2 separate regions of the Mus musculus genome follow, and region 1 is linked to region 2. Evidence: chromatin loops called from intact Hi-C (ENCODE). Cell type or tissue: left cerebral cortex. All regions are shown on one strand.

Evidence for each region. A loop is a pair of places that touch in the nucleus more often than their neighbours do. Peaks named below come from ENCODE experiments on the same cell type or tissue, not always from the same donor. Only the 100,000 strongest peaks of a DNase experiment are listed, where the experiment ranks them.
Region 1: it touches region 2 in a loop (2.0-fold over the local background); 1 of 42 quality-filtered maps calls a loop at or near these places.

Annotation. Positions count from the first base shown.
Region 1 is chr1:194,720,643-194,725,642 of GRCm38, reverse strand. The region is part of intron 4 of Plxna2 (plexin A2); the gene reads right to left. Among named protein-coding and RNA genes, the nearest start is that of Gm46202, 3.4 kb to the right of the region's middle. In left cerebral cortex, a CTCF peak has its summit at 3,099 (motif pointing right); a DNase peak (open chromatin) is centred at 3,102.
Region 2 is chr1:194,327,654-194,332,653 of GRCm38, reverse strand. The region is part of intron 1 of Gm51784 (a long non-coding RNA gene); the gene reads left to right. Among named protein-coding and RNA genes, the nearest start is that of Gm51784, 11 kb to the left of the region's middle. In left cerebral cortex, no CTCF peak of the experiment used is centred here; a DNase peak (open chromatin) is centred at 1,955.

The DNA of each region.
Region 1 (5,000 bases), 390 kb before region 2:
TAGTGACCATTATCATTGACCCCACTTTACAAAAGAGAAAAACTGATGCTTAGAGAGGCTAAGCCAGGCCTTAGGGAAAAGCAGAATTGCAGAGCCCAGATCTGAATAAAGGATGACTTGCCTACAAGGACCTTCCTGCCATCCTAGGAAGCCTTCTTACATAACAGCTTTCTTTCTTTGTCTCTTTGTCTCACAGCCTATACCAAGTATTTATTAAGCACCCAATAATTACTGGACATTGTCATCTCCTAGGGAAAGAGAAGCAGCCCAGCCTGACAAAGTCCCACTAACTATTAGCATCACTGAAAGAAGGGACTAAAAGCCAAGGGGAAAACATCTTTATCTTTATCTTATTAACTGGCATGGCTAGATGCCACCCTTTTCATACCGTAAGGAACAAGGCTGTGTTAGGAGGTAATAGATCAGTACTGATATCTTTCTCTTGATGATGTAACTAAGACCCAAGACCTTTCTAGGAATTTGAAGGTGGAGAGAATGGAGGGCTTGTGCCAGGGGGTAACCCTAGTGATAATCTTTGTTCTAGGTACATGGTTGTTTTCTCCCATGTTCTAAACTGCTGCAGCTGGGAAGCCTGAAGATCTTTCTTTCCAATTGGGTCTCTTGGGAATGGTAAACTCTCCCCTTTTATAGGTCAAGTAGAACACCCCCCCCCATCCAGGAAGCCTCCTCTGATTCAAAGCTGGGAGGATCTTGATGTGTTTCCAGCCCTGTACACACTTGACTGTCAGCTATGCTTACATGTTCCTCTTGTGTGTATGTGACTGTATGAAGACAAGCCTAGTGCTGCAAGCATTTGAGCCCTAGGTGGCTACTGGATGAGCCTCTTGGTAACTGAGTGGCTGAGACACTGACCTCATCTTTGCCCATGACTCCCTTTCAGTCTTCCTTCCACTGAGTCTACCCACCCTAGGCTTCTTATCTTTAAACATTGCCTGCAGGATGGAAGCTGAACATGATCTGTTTCCTAAGCTGCCAACAGCTGATGGCAGCTGGTGCTCTTCCATCTGGTGGCAATTTCAAATCCCAACCTGTTTGCAGAGAGGAATGGGGAGTGGGAATAACAGGTATGGGAAAGGAAGGCTAACTTATTCATAGTGGCAAGTGCTCAGGGAATTGAACCATGAAATGTCAAGTAGAGATACCAGGTTCCTAAACTGGGCCCAGAGAAAGAGCATAGAGCCTGCTAGAAAACTGCAGTAAAGTTTGGGTCGCAAACAGTGAAAGCCAAGCCTTGAAAGAGAAGTGTCAACCCCCACTACTCTCCTGCAATGGCATAGAAATAGAACACCTCTTCAGGACTGACACTGCTCCTTGGCCATGTAGGGATAGTTACTTCCTTCACACAAGTACCCACCAGTACAGACATACTCACACCCAGGTCAGCTTCCAAGCACAGTGTTCCCAGTGCCCTTTGAAAGAATTCATTTCACAAAGGGGAAACTAAGGTTGCAATTAGCCTTGACTCAGCCTCCCAGATGACTCATAAGACAGATGCATCATTTTCTGTAATCTACCTACCTTCCCCTGAATCCCTTTATAGACCTGAATTTGACCCTAAACATTCTCATGTAGACAGCCCTAGAGAGAATCATTGCTGGGCATGAGTGTGAAAGCAGTGTGCTAGACTCACAGGCAATGAAGACAACCTTACATCTTTATGTGAACCTGCATAGCTGGCCACTTCTGGATGAGGGGTGAGGCTTTACTTGAAGAATTCACAAGAGGTCAGCCTCTCACCTCCGAAGGGCATCATTCATAGAGCCTGGATCAAAGTTCTAGGGGGTATTTATGAGCCTATGTCATTGTGAATGAGAAGCTTGTAGAAGACTGTTCTGTTCCCATCTCTAGTCTCTATACAATCCTCTTATGTACAGCTTGCACACCTACTCTGGAGGAGGCCCAGGACTTCAGACACTACCTCTTCCCAAGAGTTCTCTTTCTCTTCTCCCTCTTTCCTTGGCTCATGATGAGTGTGCTTCTCTCAACACCTTTGAACTGTATCTTCTCATCATTGCATCACTGTCCCAGTGATTGGTAGATAGAAATAAGGGTTGTGTTTTTTTTTTTTCACAATTCCTCTGATGTTGCTCTCTTTTGTGTTGATCAAAACAAAACAAATCAGACTGTCAGTGCCTGACTGAAGCCTAATTGGAAATCCAAAGTGGCACTAAATATTATGGTCTAAATCAAATACATTCAGTTATCAAAACTGAATACTGAGAGCACTAGTGTCAGTGTCAGAAAGGGCTGAGTAGGAGAAGGCTGAATTCTGGAGTGTCATTCCATCTCTGCCTTGCCATCGTCTTGGTAAGTCCTTTCTGAGCCTTAGAGCTCTCTAGCTGGGACCAGCAGTTGAGGGAATCCTGGCATTCACTCTTGGATGGTACTGGAGAGGCTGACTGAGGCTTAGCATCAACACTTTTTGTTTTCTGTACCTGCTCTCCTTGCAAGGGTTTCCTTTGTTGAGGACAGGGTGGAAGAATGCATGCACAGGGGGTCGTGAGATTACTGTGGGGTCTCTGAATGGCATTGGTGGTAGTGGAAAGGATAGGAAGGCAAAGGCTTTGCCATTGCCCAGACTTGCACCTCACTCATATTTCTACCCCCAAGAGCTCTACAAACACCCAGTTTAGGTCATTAAACCTCGAGGGAGCCTTACATCCCTTATAGGTCTAAAATGGGTAGTTAATTGTCTTTCAGTTTCCATTAAGGAGGAGAGAGCATTCTTGGCAGGACCCTGTATATAGTACACAAGCCAGTGACACAAACCTCTTTGTTTTTTTCTCTCTCCCTTTCTTTCTTTCTTTCTTTCTTTCTTTCTTTCTTTCTTTCTTTCTTTCTTTCTTCCTTCCTTCCTTCCTTTCTTTCTTTCTTTCTTTCTTTCTTTCTTTCTTTCTTTCTTTCTTTCTTTCTTTCTTTCTTCACTTTCTTTCGACACTGAAACAGTGTTGGCATCCTTTAATTGGGTTTTTAAACAGACTACCACTTCCTTGGAAGAGCCAGGTTAGGAGAGCTTGTGTTTTCTGGAGCCTGGAGCCCTTGATAGAGAAATTGCAGGATGGGAGCAGGCACAGCAGGGGGCACTGTTTTCAGAGCTAGAAATAGAGCTTTGACTGAGGAGGCCTGGTGCAGAGGCCCAATCCTGCTGTTTACCAGCTTTACTGCTATGGGCAAATTAGCAAGCCAGACTTAATTTCAGTTTTCTTATCTATAGAAAAGGCTGGGAAAATAGTACTCATTAGCTGAGGTCACGTTTGTTAACTAAAAGAAGAAAAACACTGGCATAAATATTAGATTTCAACACATCTTAAATAAGGCAAAGCTGAGAGGCCAGGCAACCAGTAGAGATTATACTATAGGTGTGGTTATAAATTGAATCTTGCTCTGTAAGACTTGGCCTGGTGATAGGCATGGGACATGACCATAAAACCATAATTACAATGCTAACATGTATTAAGCAGGCATGCAATGCCAGATACTTCTCTGAGTGCTTTTAAGGCATTAATTCATTGAATTAATTCACTAAACACTGAAGCAGAGACCACAAGTAAACACATTTACACACGGTGTTACTGAAGCAGAAAGGTGAAGCAGCTTGCCCAAAGCCTCACTTCAGTTAGTCCTGGAGCTGGACTTGATGGTAACTGCTCATAGTAGGTGACTGCCAGCCTCTTTAAAGGTTTACTCTTTGTTTTCAAAGTCCCTTTGGAGATCTAGGCCCCCTTTTCTGTGAAACAAAAGGCTGCCCTTCTTAGATAATCTCTAAGGCTGACTAGCTCTGGATCCCTGTATCAAGGCAAAGAGGAAACCTTTTCTGGAGACTTTAAACCTGAAGGGATCCGTGTGAGAACACTTCCTGGAGGGTTCAAGTTGCCCCACTCACTGAGCACTCTGAATATGGACAGAGGAATAACCTAATTCTACTTCTTACCAGCAAAATTTGACAGCCCTCCCTAGAGCAGGACTCCTATTTTTTTTATCTCTACCCAAAACCCACACTTAATAGTGCTGTTGTAGTGAAAAGAGCAGGAAGAAATCATAAGGAGACTATCTCCAGGGCAGACCTATTTATAAGATATTTGCTGGACCATTCCTTAGAAAGACAGCCTTGTCCAAATCTGCATATGCAAATGACTTACCAGTGGACAAAGCTATGCATTATACATGGTAGACACTTAATGGTCTGCTGAATGAAAGAGGCTATATATGCAAATGATATGCAAATCTCTCCGAGTTTAATTTGACTCTTGGGAACATCTTCAGTGACTCTCTGGGGCCTAGGTTGTTTTAAATTTTTTAAATTAAAACTTTGTACACACAACCACTGCTTCCTTTTGGCTGTGCTGAGGGAAGCCGCAGTCAAGTTGGGAAAAGAATGCTGGGCTGAGCCACGTTAACCAGCATTAGCCCTGTGTCTCCTGATGACAGAGATTATAGTCAGGGCAAGTGAGTCTCTGTTTGGGCATCTGGAATTAAGTTCCAGTAATTTCCTATCATCCTATTCTTGGAGCATCACTATGGGCAGTTAGGGTGTCAGCCACCAGCAGTTACTAGAAAGAGAAATCAAAGCCCCTGCCAAAGCTCAGAGTGGACTCCCCAGACCCCTGCCCATTTGGAGCAATGAGAGTTTTTGGCACCAGTCTATCCAGCCTGAGCATTGTGTTTAATCACTTCTTTCCAAACCAAAGGACTTTAAAATAAGATGCTGGAATTCTCTCTAATTCTGTCTTTAAAAAAAGCAATCCAAGTGTCTGATTAATAGCGAAGGTTAGCAGTTCTTTTCCCTCAGGTGAAAACATTTATTTTTAAAAATGCTCCAAGAGAATATTAATGGCCAGCAATGATCTGGGTCAGTCTCTGGGCTCCTTGATGCTGGCGATGATGAGGGAACTTAAAACCTGAGATGCGGGTGTGGGGGGAAGGGGCAGGCCATGGCTGGCTCCTTGCACTGTGCTCCTGGAGGCAGGATTCTGCCCTTT
Region 2 (5,000 bases):
CTTTATCCTGCCTTTACTTTATGCTTGCAAATGGTCACTGGGAGAAGATCCCTGGGCTCTGTATAAACAGAGGTGAAAGTAGGATTGGTTATCAGCAGCCTTTTCAAGATTCTGGAAATGAGGCAGCTGAAGTCCTTCTCCAAACCTCCCAGCTCACTAGAAACTAAAAGTTTGAACAGCTGCCTCTATATAAGAAATAGTATGCCAGTCTGTTCAGCCCATAGTGGTTCTCTAGACTAAGGAAATACTCCACAAGAGGGAAATCTTTGCCTATAAGGGTAAGGTCTGGAGATGCCCTTATGGGATGAATTTCATGTTCTCAACAAAGCAGACACAACTCCATCACAGCCTACCCACTTCCTCACCCAACACTTCACTGCTTCCAGACACCTAACTTTTCCCTTGCACCCCTGAGTTTAGAATATATATGCTTCAGCAAGCATATATGCACAGGAGGGTCTCTGCTTCTTCTACTAGCACAAAGATCTACCCAAAGCTGTCTCCCCTATCTAGGACTACTGTAACTTCACTGGCCTCAGCCATATTGCTTTTATGGAGGTTTTTTTTTTTTTGTTCCAAACAAAAACAAACAAACAAATAAATGAAAAAACCAAAGTATAGATTTTTATAACTGTGTTGGTATAAAGACTCCTGAAACACAGACTAAATTCATTGTTGGGTATTTAGTTGTATGATACTCATCTATTCTTCTGAGTGAAAATAAATTTTCATGGGCTTCTAAAAATGCTTTGGGCTTGGCCTGAGTGCTGGGCTCCTAGATTATCATACCTAGACAAGTCTACCCCGTGTCTGAGAGGCTTTCCCTTCCTTGACAGCACCTAAGACCTTCCCTATCCCTTATATTTCATGATCTCCTTTCTAATACTCTACCCCTGCTTTGCTATCTGTTTATCCTGTTTCCCACTAACCTGAATACTGCTTGAAAGAAAGAACTGCTTTGTCCACTGTAGAATTACACGTAAGGACCCAAGGATCCAACCTGCAGACAACATGGAACAGGTTCACACTGAGCTGTACCAAGGAGAGGGAAGCTAGTAGGAGCTAGTCTTTCAGGTGAAAAAGTCCTGCAAAAAAGGCTGAGGTCAGCACAATGATAACTATGGCAGTGTGGTGGGAGTGGAATGAGGTTCTGTCTTGGCTGTTTCTCTTGTTAGCAGGGGTTTGACCCACCCACGGGCAGCAATAGACCTGCTACTGTGGTCAAAGTGACCTGTAGATCTGGGAGGACAAAAGGCTAAGTTACTTTTTGGCCAGTGAGGCTTCTATGCCCCAAGGTAAATGCTGTCCGGAACCCAGCAAAGCAACCTGCATGAGAGGGTCCTGTGTGACTACAGCAAACAGAGAAATAAAAACAAGGCAATCAATAAACCTGAGAAATTTCATAACTATGATTTGGGGTCAGTTTGGCTGGAGGGGAGAATTTAATTGCAAGGCTCCTATGTCTCAACTGCCTAAGGCTAGCAATTGGAGTGGGAAGATGGAGAGCCAATGCTGATTATGAGCAGAAACTGAGGGCTGAGGGTACAGGGAAGCCTGACAACCATCTGTGGTTAGAAGACTGCAGATGAAGGTACTGGAAAGTAGGTGCTTTGAATCTGGCATTTCTGCTTTGAATGGCATTGAACTCAAGCAAAGTGATAATCTGTTTTACATTCTGGGATTTGTTTCTATAAAAGTAAAAACCCAGTAGATACTATACCTATACTAACTAGAATATCATTTGGCACAGAGGGATAAGAAGCTTACGATTCAGTCCCTAACTTCCAACAGCTAGATAGGTTGTATGTGAATCTCCTCTATACAATGACAGTGTGAAGTTAAAGCCCTCATAGACCTCCGGGCTATGAGGAAAAGCAAAGAGCAAGAGAGAAGTGGGTGTTTGGGCTGGAGCATTGACTCAACTGTTAAAGGATAGGCTCACAACCAATAATCTAAGAGAAGTGGGTGTTCATGAGTGGGCTGCAGTGCTGAGCTAGTTCCACCTGCTAATTTCACTGTTAGGCTGTATTGAGATTCTCATCATCCTGTGGCAGTAATGGGAAGACTTACAGTTTGAACATGTATTGTTCCTCTGTGGGGCTTGTTACTAAAGGCATGAAGGCATGGTTCCTAGCCAATGGCAATATATAGACACACACACACACACACATATGCATACATGACACACTACCTTTTAAGAGCATAATATAATTACATCATTTCCCCATTCTCTCCCTTCCATATACCCTTCCTGATTGGTGAAACCTGTAGATGTACCTTTAAAAAATGTTCTGGGAACTAAGTGGGGCCTAGATAGATGTATGGCACTGGGTGTGTCACTGGGAGTTGTATCTTATTCTAGAACTCTCCTCTTCTCTCTTCATATAAAGTGTTGCCTTTTCTATGTGCTTCTCCTACCATGACTACCTGTGTCATCATCAGTCCAGAATAAACATGACTAAGGACTCAAAACTCTGGAGCCATGAGCTAAAATAAACAATTAGCTCTTAAAGTGGATTTCTCAGGGTTCCTAATAGCAACAAAATGTTCTAATAGGAGCCACAAGGAAGATATTAGGAAGGCAATATAACACCCAACCCCTTCCCTCTTTTCTCTTTCCCTGCATCCTATCTGCTACAAGGCTATCTGATTTGGTCCATCAGGAACTCTCTGTCATGATACTTTGCCTCACCATAATTCCAAAGTGACAAAGCCAAGTGATCCTGGACTCACACTATAAGCTAAAGTATCTTTCATTCTTATACATTGACTATCTCAGATATTTTTGTCACAGTGATGGAAAGATGTTTCAGATTTGATCTCATCTGAACCACATTTTAATTAGTCTTTGTGGGTGTGCTTTTTAGATAAGATAATGGTTATCTACAGTGATGATGTCTCTTCCTCAAGCTCCTGCTGCCTTCTTTCTATTATTGTCATGTCATTATTCAATCAAAACCAGTCTTAATTCTCCCTCACTCTGCATTTAGGGGTCTGCTTCAATGCTTTTCTGGTCTTGGAAGTTCTTTCCTTGTAGCCTCACTTGGGTTGAGTCACAACTCAGTTTATCCTTTTCACTCATAGTATCATGGTGGGATGGTATACACACAGTGCCTTGTTTGTCATTCCACCTGTCTCATTCTATGTTATACTCTTCCTGGAATATCTTCAACATTAAAGTGGCTTTTCGTCACCTCTTTAAGGAGTCTTCACTCAGGCATTCAACGGAAGCTTTATTTTCAAATGACACAAACTTGTTTTGAGCCCTCATTCTTGATTTCATAACTGCACTGACTGAACTGTCTAACAACTATTAATGGACAGTCATATTTATCCATGGCTGGGAAGATAACAGATGAAGAGAATTCTGTCCAGCTCCTGCCCTGGTGGCACTGAGTTAGGGGATATTACCAACCCAACTATATTTCTAAAGAGCTATCTGGCAGGAGTTACCCCACAAGCCTACATTCCTAGCAAGTGGAACTCTTTACTAACCTCCTGAAGGGTGGGCTCTTAAGTTCATCTGTAGACTTGGGGATGGTATGTATTATTACTGAGGAAGCAGTAGCCTACTTCAAGCTTCTTCAGTCATTGGTGATCAATGGCTTTTTCTTTAACAGGAAGATGCTCCCCTGAATCACAAATCAGATGGGATGGCATGTACACAGTGCCTTGCTTCTTCCTGCAAATCTGATGAAGTTTCATTTGGAGTGTAGAAGAAGGGTCATCCACACATTAGATGCTCTCACCTATTCAATTCTGAGCATTGGGAAGCATAGTAGAGTTGTTACCATCATGATGGAAACATCTGAGTTTAGGTCCATTTTTTTTCCACTTTATTATGACCATGTACAGCCAGCCCATTTAACCTATTTTTCTTATATATAAATGGAATAATCACAACATCATAGCCTATATCTACTTTATAATTTGCCTAAGAAACATAGCATGAAATCATTGAGAAAAGTGATCAGACAGAAGAATACAAGGTGAATACATGAAGTTAGGCAGAGACATGCCCAATGGGGGAAGAAATTAAGAAGCATAAGGATGTGTAACATCCCCACCAAGATCTCAAAGAACATTAGGAATATAAATTAAAAGCATTTATTAATTACCTTCTGTTATCAGTTGGTCAAAAAAGACTATGACCAAGTATATATATATATATACAAACAACAATCTAGGAGTCAAGAGAAGCTCTGAGGCTATACATGAGAGGTGCATGATGAAAACAAGAGGAGAGTTTGTGGGTCATGTCTGAGCAAGGCAAGGGTAGACCACTATAAACTGACCCTGTAGAGTGAAAGAAGAAATGGAGAACAGACAACTTGGACACATATTTGTTTTACTGAGGTGTAACTTTTCATGAAGTTATATTTGTAAAAGGCTATGTTCCATCAAACATATAATAATCACATCATTGAAACCCTTCCACACTTCCCATTAAGTTGGACTCAAAGTCACAGTCCCTGCTTATGATCTTCTAGCTTTCTCGGGGTCTTTTACTCTTTCCTGCTCATTCCTTCTATAACACTTACTACTAAAACTGAAAATATTCAGAGCTTGTTTGTCTGTAGAATGTTTGTTTGCATGTTCTGTTATTAATACTTAGGACATTCTTTCCCCTAGTAGTGCATGGATCCCCAACCACACCCTTTATTCAAAAATCTGTGCAAATGGAAGCTCTTCAAAATGGCTTTTCATGACTAATTCACTTAAAATGGAGTATACTACAGCATTGTGGGTACATCCTGTTTACTTATCAAGCCTGGATGTTATGCCATTCCTGGCATTATATAATATAGAACATTTGTGTATTTTCCATATCTTTTTTTAGAATAGTCTCTAAGAAAGAATTATTTTGCCAGTCTTGTTTACTATTGTATTTTAAAATCTCCACAGCAACATGTATCAATATATAGTAAATACCCAATTAATGTTTGAGGCATGAATTTGTAGTCCTATCACCCACCACCTGTACTTCTGTTCCTGTACAG